Regions from separate parts of the Mus musculus genome. Here regions 2, 3 and 4 are each linked to region 1. The links are chromatin contacts, found by POLR2A ChIA-PET in ENCODE. All regions are on one chromosome and are shown on one strand. Each heading gives the region's core, a stretch centred on a gene start or an enhancer-like site at or near the end of the contact. The rest is flanking DNA. Distances are from core to core; before and after follow the strand shown.

The links. ChIA-PET counts read pairs that join two places held with the same protein, here RNA polymerase II (POLR2A).
Region 2: POLR2A ChIA-PET joins it to region 1 with 10 read pairs in Patski. The contact joins the promoter of Rbm4b here to the promoter of Zdhhc24 in region 1. POLR2A ChIA-PET finds 5 or more read pairs at or near these places in 2 of 5 experiments (Patski and embryonic stem cell).
Region 3: POLR2A ChIA-PET joins it to region 1 with 10 read pairs in embryonic stem cell. The contact joins the promoter of Rbm4 here to the promoter of Zdhhc24 in region 1. POLR2A ChIA-PET finds 5 or more read pairs at or near these places in 4 of 5 experiments (Patski and embryonic stem cell).
Region 4: POLR2A ChIA-PET joins it to region 1 with 26 read pairs in embryonic stem cell. The contact joins the promoter of Rbm14 here to the promoter of Zdhhc24 in region 1. POLR2A ChIA-PET finds 5 or more read pairs at or near these places in 4 of 5 experiments (Patski and embryonic stem cell).

Annotation. Positions count from the first base shown.
Region 1 is chr19:4,876,276-4,880,619 of GRCm38, forward strand. It overlaps Zdhhc24 (zinc finger, DHHC domain containing 24), which reads left to right and starts at 2,393. Exons shown (of 3, transcript NM_027476.3): 1 at 2,393-2,754; 2 at 3,846-4,123. The coding sequence starts at 2,474. Actn3 (actinin alpha 3) reads right to left here and starts at 1,634. Exons shown (of 21, transcript NM_013456.2): 1 at 1,436-1,634. The coding sequence starts at 1,579.
Region 2 is chr19:4,753,958-4,758,301 of GRCm38, forward strand. Rbm4b (RNA binding motif protein 4B) reads left to right here and starts at 2,568. Exons shown (of 4, transcript NM_025717.3): 1 at 2,568-2,704; 2 at 3,289-3,712. The coding sequence starts at 3,301. The region is part of intron 2 of Gm21992 (predicted gene 21992); the gene reads right to left. It overlaps Sptbn2 (spectrin beta, non-erythrocytic 2), which reads left to right. Exons shown (of 37, transcript NM_021287.2): 37 at 1-21.
Region 3 is chr19:4,791,858-4,796,201 of GRCm38, forward strand. It overlaps Rbm4 (RNA binding motif protein 4), which reads right to left and starts at 2,152. Exons shown (of 4, transcript NM_001290122.1): 1 at 1,959-2,152; 2 at 541-963. The coding sequence starts at 952. It overlaps Gm21992 (predicted gene 21992), which reads right to left. Exons shown (of 3, transcript NR_157185.1): 2 at 1,959-2,152.
Region 4 is chr19:4,809,860-4,814,203 of GRCm38, forward strand. It overlaps Rbm14 (RNA binding motif protein 14), which reads right to left and starts at 1,775. Exons shown (of 3, transcript NM_019869.3): 1 at 1,313-1,775. The coding sequence starts at 1,649. It overlaps Gm21992 (predicted gene 21992), which reads right to left and starts at 1,740. Exons shown (of 3, transcript NR_157185.1): 1 at 1,313-1,740.

The DNA of each region.
Region 1 (4,344 bases), core at 1,143-3,642:
CTTGGGTTGGTGGTGGAGATCGTTGATGGACATGGGTGGCTAGAAATTGGAATGAAAGGATGGTTCTGATACTTTAGATGACAAAGGCAAGAAAGAGACTGCCAGCTGTTGTGGTGGGAACACACAGACTGTGATCTGGGAGGGGGAGGGAGAGGGGGAGGGCTGTTGAGGAGCAAAGGGCAGCTGGAGCCAGGGGCAGGGATGACATCACCCGGGGATTGCAGGAACTCAGGGACCACAGCCATGCTTGGAGACAGGTGCAGGGGGAGGGGGAGGGGGCTGGGGGGGAGGGTGGATCATCCCAGGCCTCATTCCATTCAGCTCAGGCTTCTCACCCCCCCCCCCCCCCCCCGCAGTCAGCTCCTGTCATCTAACACAGCGGAAACGATCTGCTTGTAAATTCTGGGGTTCTCAGGTCTGCAATGCCCTCTACTTTCCTAAAAGCACGCACAATTGGCAAAAGGCAGGTTCCATGGCTTCATGGTGCTCACCCTAAGCCTGGCCTTCAGAACCCCAAAAATTCCTCAGTTCGGATGGAATCATTTTCTCTTCAGGGAACCCAGGTGTCCTGCTCCCTCCTCTTGGTAGCCAGGGGTGAAATGATCCAGGGAAGGAGGGGGCAGTGCCCTGCAAGGCTGAGCCTGGGCAATGGCTGCCCTCATGGCCCTCTTGAGCTCCCACAAAGGCGCTGCCTCAGCACAAGTGTCCATGTGGGAGCCTGGGTTAGGTTACTGGTAAGGGGAGCCGGGGCTCCCCTCCTCCTGACCTTCTGGCCTTTTCAGCAGACTCAGGGCTTCTAGACAGGGAGGGGAATCTTGGGAAAGAGTGGGGTGAGGCAAGGAACAAAGACCCTCAGATGGGGGCATTCTTTTCTTCCTCAGTACACAACAGGCTGCCTGCCTATCTGTGCCCTTTTCTGGGCCTCAATTTCCTCCATTGTCAAGCCAGTAGAGGGATCCACCCATAGCAGAAGACAGAGTAGAGGATGGGAAAGAATATGAGACAGCTGTTCTCTCCTACACCCCAAATCCACTGGTTGTGTGTCTGGCATGTTCTCCTCAGGATGGGGTCTAGGGATACTTAACTGGAGACTAAAGGAACATAACTTTCTGAGAACCCCTCACCTCCCATCCAAGAATGAGTTGGGTCTCTTGGACCTTGTCCAAAATCCACTTTCACCAACACAAGAGGGGCAGTGGGCTTAAAGTTATTGGGGAGTCACTGAGGGACTCCACGGTGTCCTTGATATCCTAAATCCCTATGAGAACTCTTCTGATCTTTGAGGACAGCATATAGCTGGTGGGCAGAGCCTGGTTTGGGGAGCTGCACTCTAGATTACAGCCAGGCTCTGACCTTGAACTGCCCAGATGCCCGAGAAGAACTGCCTGGCCTCCCAGCCTCAGTTTTTGCCTTTGGGAAATGGGTGAGCACTCACTTTCCGCTGCTGTTTCTCCCAGGCCGGGTCCAACAGCAAGTCGCGGTCCCAGTCCTCCTCCTGTTCCATGTACTCGCCGCCCCCACCGCCAGAGAAGGGCCCCTCCCCGGCCCCCAGACCCTCGGGCTGCATAACCATCATCATCTTGCTCAGGCTCTTGGCTCCGCTCTGCTTCACTGGGCGAGCTCCTGCACACTCAGGCCGGGTTAAGTAGGGCCCGGTCCAGCCCCCAGATCGGGTTCGTACTAAATATGGGGTACGTGGGTGGGGCCAGATAGGGGGCGAGGGAGGTTGGGAACTGGACCAGAGAAGAGATTGTGCTGGAGTCAAAGATTGCGGAATCGCGGGGGATGCTGGGATGACTACTGGCCTAGATAGTGGGTTCGCATTTTAGCTCTGTGGTTAACTTGCTGTGTGATCTTGGGACAGCCATGGACTTTGTTTCCTCATCTATTAAGTGGATTCCAAGTGGTGGCTGTAGGCATCCTAAAGGCTGCCCCTTGGACCTGAGTCTGTCCCTCCTAAGCATTGCGCTCGAGAAACAGACCCCTATTTCTATTTCACAGTCTGTAACAGCAAGTCAACAAGTTGTTTGGGGAGTTTTCTAGGGTGATGGAGACACCCGAGCATGGGGAAAGGCTCAGGGCCAGATGATAGGGCCAGCCAGGTCTATTAATACCGGGGCGGCTGTAGAGGAGTGTAGGGAGAATGTGCTGAGCCGGGAAACCCCGACGCCCCGGGGGCTGCAACTCAATCCTCATGGAGTGGCAGCAAGCCACACCAGGGGCGGCTACTGCAGTACGCTGGGCGGACTGCTTCTTTTTGACACCTGGGCAGCATCACCAATCAGATTTTCGAACATCTGGTCAGTTAGCCAATCACTTCTCCGTATCTGTGGCCCCTCCCTATAAGTCTGGCGCGCGCAACGCACCCCCTGCGGAGCTCCTATTGGTTGCAGGAGACGTCAGTTCGCTGCTAGGCCCTCCCCAATGCGGAAGCAGTGGGATCCCAGCGATCGGAAAGCCGGTGGGTCCGACCATGGGGGAGTCCTGGGCAGCTCGGGGCGCAGAAGGAGCGCCCGCGCGGATGCCACTGGTACTCACCGCGCTGTGGGCCGCCGTCGTGGTCCTGGAGCTGGCCTACGTGATGGTGCTGGGGCCTGGGCCACCCCCGCTGGGACCACTGGCCCGGGCCTTGCAACTGGCGCTAGCTGCTTATCAGCTGCTCAATCTGCTGGGCAACGTGGTGCTCTTCCTCCGCTCGGATCCCAGCATTCGGGGGGTGATGCTGGCTGGCCGCGGCCTGGGACAGGGCTGGGCGTGAGTGTTGGGCTCCGGGAGTCGGCGGGCAGAAGCAGGGGGTCTGGTGGTCGCTGGTACCAAGAAAGGACCCAGAACTTGAGGTGTCAGTAACCAGATGACGTTAGCATCCGGGTTGTTAGAGCCATAGAACTCCTTTAGAGCCTGGCACCCGCTACTTATTCATTCAGATATTGAGCAGCCACTGTTCCTAGGACTCAAGTGAAAACAGATGCCCGACCTCCTGGAGTTGATTTCAGTGGCGGAAGGTGCAGATAATAAAGATAATAATAAGCCAATAAAAAAAAAGCAAATTGCGTAAACTAGATGCTCAAGAATGATACAGAAACAAAAAACAGAGCAGGGTAAAAGAGGCGAGAAGTTATCTTTATTATTTGTGTCTGTATGTGTGATGTGTGTCCGGTCCCAGGCGCGCATGCCGGGGTACACAGGTGGAGGTCGGAGGACAATTTTCGGGAGTTTGTTCTCTCCTACCACGTGGGTTCAGAAGAGTGAACAGGCCATCAAGTCTGCGAAGCAAATGCCTTTAACCACTGAGCCATCTCTCCAGCATAAAGTTTCAATTTTAAATAGATGGTCAATTTTCAGTACAAGACTTTTAGGTGATTAGCTTTAGGTTAATTAGCTTGATTAATTAATTTACATTTTACTAAAAAGCCATAGCATCCACAAATATATTAAGACTAACTTGTCCACTTGCAACTAAAAACTAAAAATAAATAGGTGGACATCACTCAGGCATTTGCGGTGGAGTCAGCCACTTGGGAAATTTTGAACTGGTTTCTGGGAGAGGGAAGCAGACCAAGAAAAGGCAGAAGCCACAGTATGCCCAGAATATTCCAGAACCACAAGGTCAGCGACTGGAGTGGAGAGGGAGAAAGATGTTAGTGGTGGAAGTACTGCCAGGCCTTTGCAAACTTTGCTTTTCAGAAGGTGTGTCACAGGCAGTAACCACTAGCTGGAGATGCCTGGTGAAGACAGGGACTGTTCCTGCTTTCCCAAGATGGTCTCTGAGGCTGCGGTTGGGCATGGTCTGGGACACTGAGAGCTACTGAGGCACTGACCTGTGTCCTTGCTCCCACCCCCTGCAGTTACTGTTACCAGTGCCAAAGCCAGGTGCCACCTCGTAGTGGTCACTGCTCTGCCTGCCGTGTGTGCATCCTACGTCGTGACCATCACTGTCGCCTATTGGGCTGCTGTGTGGGCTTCCATAATTACCGGCCCTTCCTGTGTCTCCTGCTTCACTCTGCTGGTGTCCTGCTCCACATCTCAGTGCTGCTAGGCCCCGCCCTGTCAGCCTTGCTGCAGGCCCACTCAGCCCTCTACACAGTGGCTCTCCTGCTGTTGCCCTGGCTCATGCTACTCACAGGTGGGGAGCTTTCTGAACCTTTTGGGAGCCAGAGACCCTTGCACTGGACTGGGGAGCAGGGCCCTTTCCATGGGAGGTGTGGTGTCTAGCTGGTTCTCTTGGCCAATGTTTTGGGGACCCAGTCCCAGGGTCATTTAAGGAAAGAGGGAAGCCTGCCACTTAGTTGAGTGTTAAGTACTGTACTTTACCCGGTGCTCCAAGACAAGAGCAGAGTTCTGGCT
Region 2 (4,344 bases), core at 1,318-3,817, 120 kb before region 1:
TTAAAATAGATTTCAAGGTTTTATAGTTTGATGTTTCCTGGAAATTTGTATTTATTCACTGTGCTAGGTATGAAACCGAGAGCTTTGTGGTTGTTAGATTAATGCTTTACTATTGAGCTGAACCCACAGACCATTTTCACAGTTTATCACGAATTACTTATATGACTCATTGTATCTCTATTGTATGGCACTGTTCAAACTGGACCACAGATCTAAGAGTGAAAGGTAATAGGAATGGAAGAGAATAGACTATCTACATGAGCTGTGGTAGGAGAGGGTATCTTAAAGAGAACATAAAAGAGAAAGCTTTAGGAAACAATAATTTGGTTACATTAAAAATATTTCCCTCAAAAAACAAAGCTATTAGTGTAATGACAAGATATCTGAACCAAGTAGAAATAGCTACAATATGAGGAAAACTCGACAGCTCAACCCAAAGGCTGAGACCTAAAATCCAGACAGAAGACGGAAAGCAGGAAATGTACATTCGCACAAATGATAAGAACAAGGTATTTTGAAATTCATTAGAAACAAGACAAAAACAAACTACGTCGAGTTGTGAATAAAACTTTACACCTTTTCAACTGACAAAAATTAGAAAAGTTACTACCAGACCTTGGTAATGACAGGAAAAACAGAACAGACAAACATAGTGCCTCTGTGTTCCAAGTGGAGGATATTCTAGCAGGGCTTTTTTCTTTTTTTCTTTTTTTCTGGGAACTTGGTACTACTTACACATGTTAGGGTTTGGTTTGGTTTGGTTGTCTTGGGGTATGGGGTTTTGTTTTGTCTGTTTGTTTGAGACATTGCTTCTCTCTGTAGCCCTTAGTGTTCTGGAAGTTGCTCTTAGACCAGGCTGGCCTCCAACTCACAGAGCCGCCTGAATGTGCTCATCACCACCCAACTCACATAATAAAAAACGATAAAACTGGAGGCTAGAAATGATATCACACACCTGTAATTAACCAGCACTTGGGAGGCTGAGGTAGGAGTGTGAGTTCAAGGCTAGTCTGGATTACACAGCCAGTTCTTGGACAGCCTTGACTACACAGAAAAGCCATGTCTAAAAGAGGCAGGGAGGGAGAAAGGGGGTGAAATGAAATTGTATAGAAAAATGGGAACTGGGCTGGTGAGATGGCTCAGTGGGTAAGAGCACCGGACTGCTCTTCCGAAGGTCAGGAGTTCAAATCTCAGCAACCACATGGTGGCTCATAACCATCCATAGCGAGATCTGACTCTCTCTTCTGAAGTGTCTGAGGACAGCTACAGTGTACTTACATATAATAAATAAATAAATAAATCTTAAAAAAGAAAAAAATGGGAACTGTTAGTAGAGCATTAGTTGTGGAGCCCCCACAAATTTGGGAAGAGATCCCAAAATACAATGTACAAGGTTAGGTGATAGCAGATCCCGAGGAGGTTCCAGGACAGCCAAGACTGCCAGAAAACCCCATCTCGAAAAACAAACCAAAAAAAATTAATTTTAAAAATGTGTAATTACAATTAGACAATGCCTTCTGAAATGAGTGGGAAACATGGATTTGGTAAAGAAATGTTTCCAAGTAGCTTGGGTGCAGGAAGTCAACTCGGGGAACTGATCTCTATACTATTGGAGGAGCTGGTGTTGGAACTACCACAATGGGGAATTGTTTTGACAACAATGGGGATGGTCTAACAACCATCCCGGTGCCTCTTCTAGGAGATGAATTCAATCCCTCAATGTCTGTAAGCCCGCTGCTTTGTGATAGTGATCCACCAAGCTGGTACCCTGCTTGCCACCAGGAGGTGCCCTTGGACCGCAACAGAGAGTCTGGAGCCTGACAATTGCCTGTGCCTCAGGCAGCTTGGGACGGATGCGGAACCCTTGTCACTCATTCCCCAAACCTGGATTCTCCCTGGACCTCTGGACAACGTATTCCTTGGTAATGCTCACCACATTTCAGGAACCAGGATAGACAGATACTACGAGGGAAAGCCAGCCCACGTATATTCATGAATAAACATGACAAAGTATAGTTTGGATAGAGAAATGCCTCCCTCAGACCTAACCTAGTTCTAACCCAGATTATCTTTCTACTCCACTCTCAGTCTCAGCTTCTTCACCAATGAACAACACTATTGCAGTGAAAATTAAATTGTTTTACGGGAATTCTTACCCCTTCCTACCCAAACAAGGGAGAGATTAGGTTAAGATGTGGTAGTGCCTGGGTTTCTGAAGTATCGCTCTCAGCAGCCAGAGGTTGAGAAAACCCCCTTCTAGCGGGCCCAGTGACACAACCCTTTGTCATCAGCCCCCTCGACAGTGCGCCCAATACCACGATCCATTGTGATGCTTAGAGACTCCCCCGGGCCTTACGGTTTTGCCAAGGCAATGGTTGCTTCCTGAGCCCCCTTGACGCGCAAGCCGCGACCCACTCCCAAGGCGGTGATTGGCTAGCCCGGGCTGGGGGCGGGCTGACCTTCGCTCCGCAGTGCCGTCACCACATGACCCCGCCCCCGCACGGGGGGCGGACAGTTGTGTGCGGCCGCAGGATTGGTCGCCCCGCTCCTGCGAGGGGGAGGGGAGGCAGGCAGCGCGCACTCGCGCGTGCGTGAGCTGGCGCGCGAGAAAGCGCCCGGTCGCGCCGAGGCTCGAGCGGCCGTCGCCATTTTGTAGGGTTCTCTCTGACGCGGGACCCGCCGCCACCGCCGGCACCACCCGGAGGTAGGAGAGGATGCTGTGGGTGTGTGGGAAGCCCTGGAGCGGACTGGGCCGGACCTCGGAGGGCCGGGAAGGCTCGGGTTTGGGGCCACTCATCTTCTGAGGAAGGTCCCGGGAAGACAAGGAAAGGAGGCGGGGCCGGGTCTCCGGAGGGGGCGGGGCAGGGGTCGGGCCGAGTCTTTGTTGGGATGTTGCAGCGGAGGTTGGGCCGCTGAGGATAGGGGTCCAGTGTTGGGTGAAAGAGGGCTTTCGTTCTTGGAGTATGGTGGGAGGGGATACCGCGCTGTGGAGAGGTACACAGATTTCCCTCCAAAAACCCGTAACTAGGGACATTCAGATACTTCATGCCTTCCACTTGTCTTTCATCCCTGTGCTAAACCGTGAAGGAGCTAACCTTGTAGAGTCAATGTGCCTGACCTCACGGATATATATCTTAGACCTTGTTGTGCATTCTGACCCCCGACCTTCTGTTGGCATTGTCACACAGCAGTTCCTCTCTCAAAAAGAACTGTGAGGGTCGGGGTGTGCTGTAGTGTCAGTTTCTCACTTCACACCTGACTTTTAAAATCTTGTTTCTTCTCTGCCAGGCTCTTGTCAGGATGGTGAAGCTGTTCATTGGAAATCTGCCCCGGGAGGCCACAGAGCAGGAGATCCGCTCACTCTTCGAGCAGTACGGGAAGGTGCTGGAATGTGACATCATTAAGAATTATGGCTTTGTGCACATAGAGGACAAGACGGCCGCTGAGGATGCCATACGCAACCTGCACCACTACAAGCTGCACGGAGTGAACATCAATGTGGAAGCCAGCAAGAATAAGAGCAAAGCTTCAACCAAGTTACACGTGGGCAACATCAGCCCCACTTGTACCAACCAAGAGCTTCGGGCCAAGTTTGAGGAGTACGGCCCAGTCATCGAATGTGACATCGTGAAAGATTATGCCTTTGTACACATGGAGCGGGCAGAGGATGCGGTGGAGGCCATCAGGGGCCTCGACAACACAGAGTTTCAAGGTGAACTGTTCTGGGGATTGGGTGGCAGACCTTCGTGGAGTCTCTAGCTCAAGGCAGAGGGAAGAACACAAGACCACAGGGCTTCAAGAGTGGCTTCTGCCATTCTTTTAAATGCAAAGAACAGGTTATGTTTACTACTCTTAGCATAATTCACTCTGGGGAAGTAAGCCTTCCCCATTGTATTCGCCAAGCTCCTTCTCCACAACTGCATGGGCTCCTGCCTGCCTGCCTTTGGTCTTCATTCACTTGAGTACTGTCACAAGTCTTAAGTTGCCTAGGCAGAGAAGTAGTTAGGTAGTGTGAGAAGGGCTAGAGGTTAGGACTTTGTTGCTGGTTTGTGGTGGACCCAGAAGCCTTTGAGAGTTTTTACCCTCTGCTGCTTTCGAGGATGGCTGGTGGTAGTAAAGAGGAAAAAGGGAATCTAGAAGAAGCGCAGTATGAGAATCTGTGGTGAGTCTGGTTGGGTAGATGGGTATCTTTGAGGTGTTCAAATTTGTTCAGTCTGTGGGCTACTACAGGCAAAGCCAGGAAACAGGTCATAGGTTCTTCTGCTCCATCTATTACTTTAACAGGCTAGGAAAACAGCTTTTTTTCTTTAGAAATTGGATAGGAATGATGGTCTTGCTTCTAGG
Region 3 (4,344 bases), core at 902-3,401, 85 kb before region 1:
CTTTTCTTCTGATCTCCCTCTATCAAGTGCAACACAACAGTGATCCTGTGCTGTGCTGAGCCAATAAAAGCCAGAGGCAAGCACTTTGCAATGGGCGACGGTGGGGGCTGGGGGCTGGGGCCCAGCAGGTGAAGTCTTCAGAGAAAGGACTTCAAAACAGGCTCAAAGCCTTAAAGGGCTCAACATAAAAGCCAAGCTCTTTTCCCCCCTCTAGACCATCATTCTCCATTTTATGAAATTTATTGCACATATTTTGCATTGTTTCTGAAAGCTTCACAAAAAAGAGGGTCAGTGGACTATTCCACAAGTAAAAGAAGCCCTTGTCACCTAACTACCTGAGTTCCATCCACGGGACCCACATGGTAGGAGAGAACATGAAAACACACACACACACACACACACACACACACAAAAGCTTTTGTTCAAGTGTATCACTGATCCTTCATCAGCCAGCAAAATCCTTCCATCCCAATGCCTTCCTTTTCTCAACCAATTCATTCCTAACAGCCTTGTACTGAGCACTCCAAAAGAGTGATTCACCTTGAAACTCTGTGTTGTCGAGGCCCCTGATGGCCTCCACCGCATCCTCTGCCCGCTCCATGTGTACAAAGGCATAATCTTTCACGATGTCACATTCGATGACTGGGCCGTACTCCTCAAACTTGGCCCGAAGCTCTTGGTTGGTACAAGTGGGGCTGATGTTGCCCACGTGTAACTTGGTTGAAGCTTTGCTCTTATTCTTGCTGGCTTCCACATTGATGTTCACTCCGTGCAGCTTGTAGTGGTGCAGGTTGCGTATGGCATCCTCAGCGGCCGTCTTGTCCTCTATGTGCACAAAGCCATAATTCTTAATGATGTCACATTCCAGCACCTTCCCGTACTGCTCGAAGAGTGAGCGGATCTCCTGCTCTGTGGCCTCCCGGGGCAGATTTCCAATGAACAGCTTCACCATCTCCACACAGCCTGCAAGTAGAGAAACAAGATTTTTAGGAGAAGACCTCAAGTCCATAGCAACTGTTAAAAAAAGGGAAAAAAAAAATCAAATAAATAAATGGCTCCCATCATCTCCTTTCACTTTAGCACATAGTCCCAAAAGTTTTCTCCTACAGGCATGCTCTTACATCTCCAATCAGTAACAAATGTGGAGTTCAACAAGAGCCTGCTTCTATTTCTCACAAGAAGTTCTATAAAGAGGAAAAATGTAACAAGGCAGACTTTTGTAGACAAAGGGGATTTTGCGGTGTGGCTCCAACCTACAGCACGGTACATTATAGGCAAGTATTCCGCCACTGAGTTACACTTCCCCTGCCCCAGACAAAGGAATAACGCTCTAAGTTTTCAGCATAAATAAAAAAAATGCTACAGGTACTGAGAGCTACTCACTTTGACATTTGAAAACAAGATTCTAACTACTAGACTTGCTAATTATAATTACTTCAAATTAGCTCTTCCTCTCTTAGCAACCATTTCCGGAAAAGTGGGAATTTCACTCGGAGTAGTGAGTTCCGGGATCAACCAGATAAAAAGCAGGGAAATATAGAAAATGCCCGAGTAGGAGGAGTCCTCTGGGGTGGGGGTGGGGGTGGGGCATGTCATTACAGGCTCCTACAGAAGAACTGGTCAAAGACTGGTGCTACAGTTTGGTGAGGAAGCCAACAATGCCCAGGGCATGACAGATTCTCCAGCCTAAATCTAAGATTTATCTAGGTGGAAACCCCAAAGAAGATTGAGCAAAGCAGAGGGTAAGGTGGACAAAAGAAAGCTATTCCGGGAGTAGAGAACGAGGACTTGGAGGAAGGTTGTTTCAGGCTTACCGCACTAAGTCGAGGACCGATGTCGGCTCTCAGGGACGGGTGCGCAGACCGCAACCCCACTATGCCAACCCTGACACCCACCGGAGTCAGGTAAGTTTTTTTAACAGAGAAAAGAACACAGTGGAAGAACGTGGAGTATCTCACCGCATGGATACCTGCAGGTCCTCCTCCTTGCAGCGCGGACGGTTCTGACAAAACGCTAAAATGGCGGCGGCCACAGCAGTGACTCTGGGTAGAAAGAGGGGTGAACCTACCCACCGGATTGGCCGTTCGGTAAAGTAAAAGGCTGGCGTTCCCGGAGATCCTCTTCCTGATTGGTTACCCGGAACGCCAATTACCTGAGAGGCCAGGAAGAGGTGGAAACGTCAGTAACCTGGACCTTTTATATGAAAGCCAATGAGCACCCAGCCTAGTGAAACTGAAGCCACTGATTGGGCAAGAGGTCCATCTGAAGGTGGAGCTAGAAACGCGGAATTCTTCAAAGCGCGGCCAGCCATTAGGCAGAATGAACAAGGTGCCGTGCGTCAGTGGGGCAACCTGTAGCTTCGTGGCTCCCAACTTTGTTAAGCTTTCACATTTTGTCACTTACACGTGCACATCCTGACAAAATTCAAGTTCTGTCACCACAATTCCGCACCGGTCCCTAGCTGAGCGTCACCACGCCCCGCAACGTGGATATTGCATCAGTCAACCTACCCAGACCTCCCGGCGATAGCCAAGCTCCCGCCCCTACTTAAAAAGCAACCCCCACTTTCCAATGTAGTCCTTCTGAGTCTCAAGTTACCAAAATTATAAGTATCTTTATGTAATTTTAAAACTCTAAAACAGTCAGTGGATCCAGCTTCGATAACAGTTCAATGGCCCAGACAATAGGGTGGTCAGAGACGTAGGAGACACAGGGGTTAAGGTTCCCTTTAGGAAACAGCCTCCCACCTCCCCAAAAGGTGTGAAAAACAGAGATTGAAAATCGACACCCCATCCCACCCCAACTTCACCCCGCCAAGAGAAGAAACAAAAAACAAAACAAAAAACGGGAACAGCAATTTTTGATTTTGTTTGGTTTTATTGGGCTCCATTAGCCAAAACTAAGTTTAAATTCCCTAAAACTGACCTTGGAAAAAAGGCTTGTGACAATCAGCTGTAAACAAGTACAAACGAACATTCTTCACAGGGTCCAAATTCCCTCATCACATTTTTCTCACCCACTGGCTGCTTCACATAATCCCATACTCATTGAGCAAGCAACTTTAGTCATGACCCTCTGCAACGCAGCTTCTTAAGATGGAGATAACCGGGAAAGGTGCTGAATGGAGAACTTAAAGGTGAACAGGCAGAAAGCAGGGGGAACTTCATGAGAACAGGATGATTGGGAGTAAAATAACAAATAGAGCATACTACCTCCCAAAACTGCCACAAAAGAAAGAAAAAGTCAAACAAAAGGCAGAGACAGAAAATAAGCTACTGGATTCTATAGCAGAAAATTAGTCTATAATTTAAGGCTAGGAAATAGGCCCCTTAAAAAGTAACAATATGACATTAAATATGGCCATGGCTTCATTCTGCAGCACCTGAGACTGAGTAAAAGCCACCTGAGATCTGTAATACAAGTTCTGCTGTCCTGCACAGGCCCTTTCAGAGGGGATCTAAAATGCACAGCCACATCTCAATATGCACCCAGAAATGCATAGGGTATAGAAATCATTTTCTCTCAGTTTAATCATCTTTCTTATGCCAAAATTCCTGGAGGTTGGGGTTACAGTAGCAAACAAGACCAATTCACTCCACTAAACTGGACTGGCTCCCGGTCTGAAGGGGAAGAGCCTGCTAACAAGCCAAGGGAACCACTATCCCCACAGTGTGCAGACAGACAGACAGCCCTCACCCTGTGACCAATCCCCAAGTGGAAATAGTCTCCAGACAATACCACCGCTGGAGTTAAATGCCAGACGGTCTATACAGCAAGTCCCAAGCTTGCCAGGCCTATATAGTGTGACTTGGTCTAAAGGAAAAACCGGGGACGGGGATCCAAGCTTCGTGGTCTAACAAACCTACCCATCCAGTCTCCTTAGTTATTACCAGCCCTCCAGATAGACTGGCTTTATTGTCTCTACCTATTCAGAATACATTATTCAGGCCAGGCCTGTTGGCGCACACCTTTAATCCCAGCACTTGGGAGGCAGAGGCAGGCGGATTTCCAAGTTCCAAGCCAGCCTGGTCTACAGAATGAGTTCCAGGACAGCCAGGGCTACACAGAGAGACCCTGTCTCGAAAAAAAAAAAAAAAAAAGAATACATTATTCTTTCTTCAGATTTTTTACTGGCCAATCCATCTAAAGGCATGACTTATAACTATTTACTTTCACAAATAATATACTATCACTTGAAACTCTATCTTGTTCACTTCCTATATTATATGGCCTCAATGTTGGAACTACCCTGATAACATGAAAGACACTCAAATACTTGTTAACTAAGAAACTCATGTATGAGATAACTTTTTGATAACCATAAGGAAGGGACTGAATTTTCAC
Region 4 (4,344 bases), core at 525-3,024, 67 kb before region 1:
CTTTGAAAAGACAAGGAATGGCCCAAAGTTGTGACTTTCCAGAACAGCAAATGAACCCTTGATGAGAATGAGCAAGCACCTATACCCACATGTAGTTCCTGTCCTCAAAATTCCTTACAAGGCACAAGCAGATATGAATCCAACAACAGCACAACTAGGGAATAAACAAGGCCTCACTCCCAGGGTGCACTGTTGAAAATGACAGGGCAAAGTTAACTCTCATCAGTGAAACCCACATCGGTCTGGGTGTCTCATAAAATCTTGCCAACATAAAAAAAGCAGGTATTTGAAAGATAAAGAGATAAAACCCCAACATATGAAAATCAACAGGGTCTGAAAAAGACATTTCCTCAAAGGAAATAGCAAACTAGCAAGCTGTCCTAAGAATTATTCAAGCAATAAAAAGTACTAACTAAATAAATGGTGTTAAAACCAAGTTTAATAGAAATCTCACACGCCCCTCTCAACACCCCCCCCCCCCCCAGCCAGAGTATTCCCCTTTGCAATCTCACCAAGCTAATAAACATCTGTGCCCGGAGGCACCAGCTTAGCAAGTAAAAGGCTAACGAGGGAGAGGCTTAATAGCCCCCTTTCACATGCAAAAATAACGCAGAAAACCGGGGCTTCCACTTGTTAAGTTGTAAAACCCAACACAAAGTGGAGGGTGGAGGAAAAGAATTAAAAAGCACAAAACCGCCAAGGCTAACCCATCGAATACTGAAAGGTCAAAGGGGTTCCGAAAAGGCCCCTCCCATGCCCACAAGCAGATTCATTCCAGACAATACTAAAAAAGCCCGAACCCGAGAAACCAAGGGCCCGCTACCTTCCGGGAAGCATCGGGAAGGAACGCCAGAGCGGCCTTGGGGCTTCAACCCAACCTTTTCCCTTTTCCCTCGATCTGACCAAATTCTGGAGAGGAAGTGGGGAAGTGGCGAACTCTTTTCACCGCTCCATAATCCGGTTGGTGCCCTTCCCTTTCCATTTCATTTTGGTGCCAGGCTCATGCAACCAGGAAAAGGCGCCTCCTCCCAACCCCGCACACTCGCAAATCTCTGGCGCGTCCCCAGCCCCGAGGCTTCGGCTTGCAGTGGCCACTGCACCCGCCCGGAACCGACTCCTCCCACTTGATGAATGTTGCTGGGACCGCAGGGGAGAAGGGTGGCTCTACCCAACTCGCCCCCAGCACCTTAGGCCCCGCTCCTGCACACTTCCCCATCATTCCCAACCCTGAGGACCAACCCCAGAGTGAGGGGCGTGGCTAAGAGGCAGAGAGCACCGCGCGTGTCCCCTCCCGAGCGCGCTCCCGCGTTACCTTTTACCACGTCACACTCGATGACGCGTCCACGGCGCTCGAAGAGGCTGCGCAATTCCTGACTTGTACATGCAGCCGATACATTGCCCACGAAAATCTTCCAAGTGTTCAGGGGCCTCGGGCGCGACATCTCCACCACGAGCGCGCGACCTGGACGCAGCTCGTGGCCATGCAGGGCCTCGATGGCGCGCACCGCGCCAGCGTTCTCGCGCATGTGCACGAAGGCAAACTGTTTCATGACGGCGCAGCTCATGACCGTGCCATAGGGCGCGAAGAGAGCTGCCAACTCCTCCGGTGTCGTATCCGCCCCATCGACATTGCCCACAAAAATCTTCATTTTGCCGCCGCAACCGCCTTCTCGGAGAGACAGGACCTCTCCTACAGCGACAGGCAAAACGTCCGAACGACCCGCAGTCCTCCACAGGAATGGCTGGCGACCGAGAACCCCGCCGCGCAGGCGCTCTAACCTAACCAATTGGAGGCGGCATCGCGCGCGGATAGCAGCCAATCAAACAGGTTGAGAGCAGATGTCCTTTGACGCAGCCAATCCCAGAGGGCCTGGAGCCCCTTGTTAACGGAGGGGGTGGAAAAAGCATAGAGGCGCGCGACCAACCGCCACCTTCGGGGGGAGGGGAAAGGAGGGCTGGGGACGGGGAAGCGCGCTCCGGCCGAGTCCGCAGAGGCCTAGTCAGAAGAGCTACCTCCGGCCAGGGTGTGGCGTCCCGGCGGGGCCCCAAGGAAAACTTTGTTCTTTAGGGAAGTCCGGGCTCCTCCGTTTGAGCTGCCGCAGCCAAACCCTGGGTGTTGTGATGGCAGCCTCAGCGTCTGCGGTAAGGCCGCGCCCGGAGGAGAAACCAGGACAAACCCCTTTTAGTCTGGGATTGGCCCCCGACACTATATGCTTGGAGTAGGAAGGGACTGTAACTCTTTCTTTGCAAGCACATTACTTGGGGTTGCTTGAGCTCTGGAGGATTTTGCAGACAGTGAATATTGAGCGTCTGTCTGTCTCAACCTGATGGAATTTCGAGAATTACGATGATGACCATTTATTGTATGCATGAAGTTTATCACAGTATTATGTTCCATAAAGTAGAAGATCAGTAATCCTGAGGAAGCCAAAAGTTGGATCTTAAAAATATATGAGGAGGGGGCCAGGAGTGGTGGGCACCCTTTTAATCCCAGCAACCAGGAAGCAAAATCGAAAGAAATTTGTTCGAGGCCAGCCTGGTCTACATAGTGAGATCCAGGATAGGCAAGGATATAGAGAGACCCTGTCTTTAAAAAAACAGCAAAAACTTAGAGGGGCTGCTCACTGGTAAGAGAGCTTGCTGCTTTTCCAGAAAACTTGAGTTCGATTCCCAGCACCAACATGAGGGCTTACAAACCAGCTAATTCCAGTTCCAAGAGAACTGGCCATTGCACATCTGTGGTACGCAGAGAAACAAGCAAAACACCCACACACATAAAATAACGTTAAATTTAAAAAAGGCTGGAGAGATGGCTCAGTGGTTAAGAGCACCGACTGCTCTTCCAAAGGTCCTGAGTTCAAATCCCAGCAACCACATGGTGGCTCACAACCATCCATAGTAAGATCTGTCGCCCTCTTCTGGTGCATCTGAAGACAGCTACAGTATACTTAGATATAATAATAAATAAATCTTTTAAAAAAATTTAAGCCATCCCTGTAATCCCAGCACTTGGGAGGCAGAGGCAGGCAGATTTCTGAGTTCGAGGCCAGCCTGGTCTACAGAGTGAGTTCCAGGACTGCACAGAGAAACCCTGTCTCAAAAACAAACAAACAAAACTAAAAAAATTTCAAAAGAACAGAACAAAGCAGCCCACTGCTGTACTCACAGCTTTAAGGGTCAGAAGTTGAAAGTCATCCCAAATTGCCTGGGATATGTGAGACCCTATGTCAAATAAACAAATAACCTTGGGGAGAGGTCTCTTGAGTCTTGGCGGCTTTCTTTTAATGTTTTGTGTGTATGAATGTTTGCCTGTATGTATTCATATACCACGTGCATGCAGTGCCTGCGGAAGCCAGAAGAGGGCGTCAGATCCTGATGTTAGTGAGCTGTCATATGGATGCTGCTGGGAGCTGTTTCTGTTCTTTTTTTTTTTTTTTTTTTTCCTTCGAGACAGGGTTTCTCTGTGTAGCCCAGGCTGTCCTGGAGCTCACTTTGTAGGCCAGGCTGGCCTCAAACTCAGAAATCTGCCTGCCTCTGCTTCCCGAGTGCCCACCACGCCCGGCTGCTCCTGTACTCTTAACTGCTAAGCCATCTCTCTATCCCTTTGTGGGTTTCTTGTTCATGTGAGCTCCCCTTTCCTTCAAGAAAAGCACTTTATAATTAGGAGGAAACAGCTCCACAGCAAAGATGAATATATAACATAAAATGAATCATTTTAACCATGTCCAAGTGCACAGTCTGTGCTATCAAGTACATTTACATTGTACAAACCCCAGCACCATCCATCTCCAGGATAGTTTACCTTCCTCAGCTGAAATGCTGTGCCTATTAACAGTAATCCCCATCACCATCACCCTCTCTCTCCAGTCCCTTGAAACCAACATTTGACTTTCTCTCCATAAATTTGAGTATTTGGGGTACTTCACAGAAGTATATTATACAAATATTTGTCTTCAAGCTTCACATTGTAGTGTATCAAACTTCCCTTTCATTTTAAGGCATGATATTTTACTGCATGTATGCCACGTTTCTCAGTCCATTGCTTCAGGAGTGGGCACTTTGGTTGTGTTGAAACTGCAGCCATTTTGAATAATGTAGAACATGAGTGTACAAATATCCTTTGAGGGACAATAAACTATCTCGGATGGGAAGTGTACTCACTGTCACTCTGATGAGGGACAATAAACTATCTCAGATGGGAAGGGTACTCACTGTCACTCTGATGGCCTAATTCTGCTCATGCACATAAAATCAAAAATTGTAAGCAAAAATTGTTTTGAGTAAATGTATCTATAATTTGTTATTAATGTTTAATTTTAATACTTATTTTCTGTACCTTATATA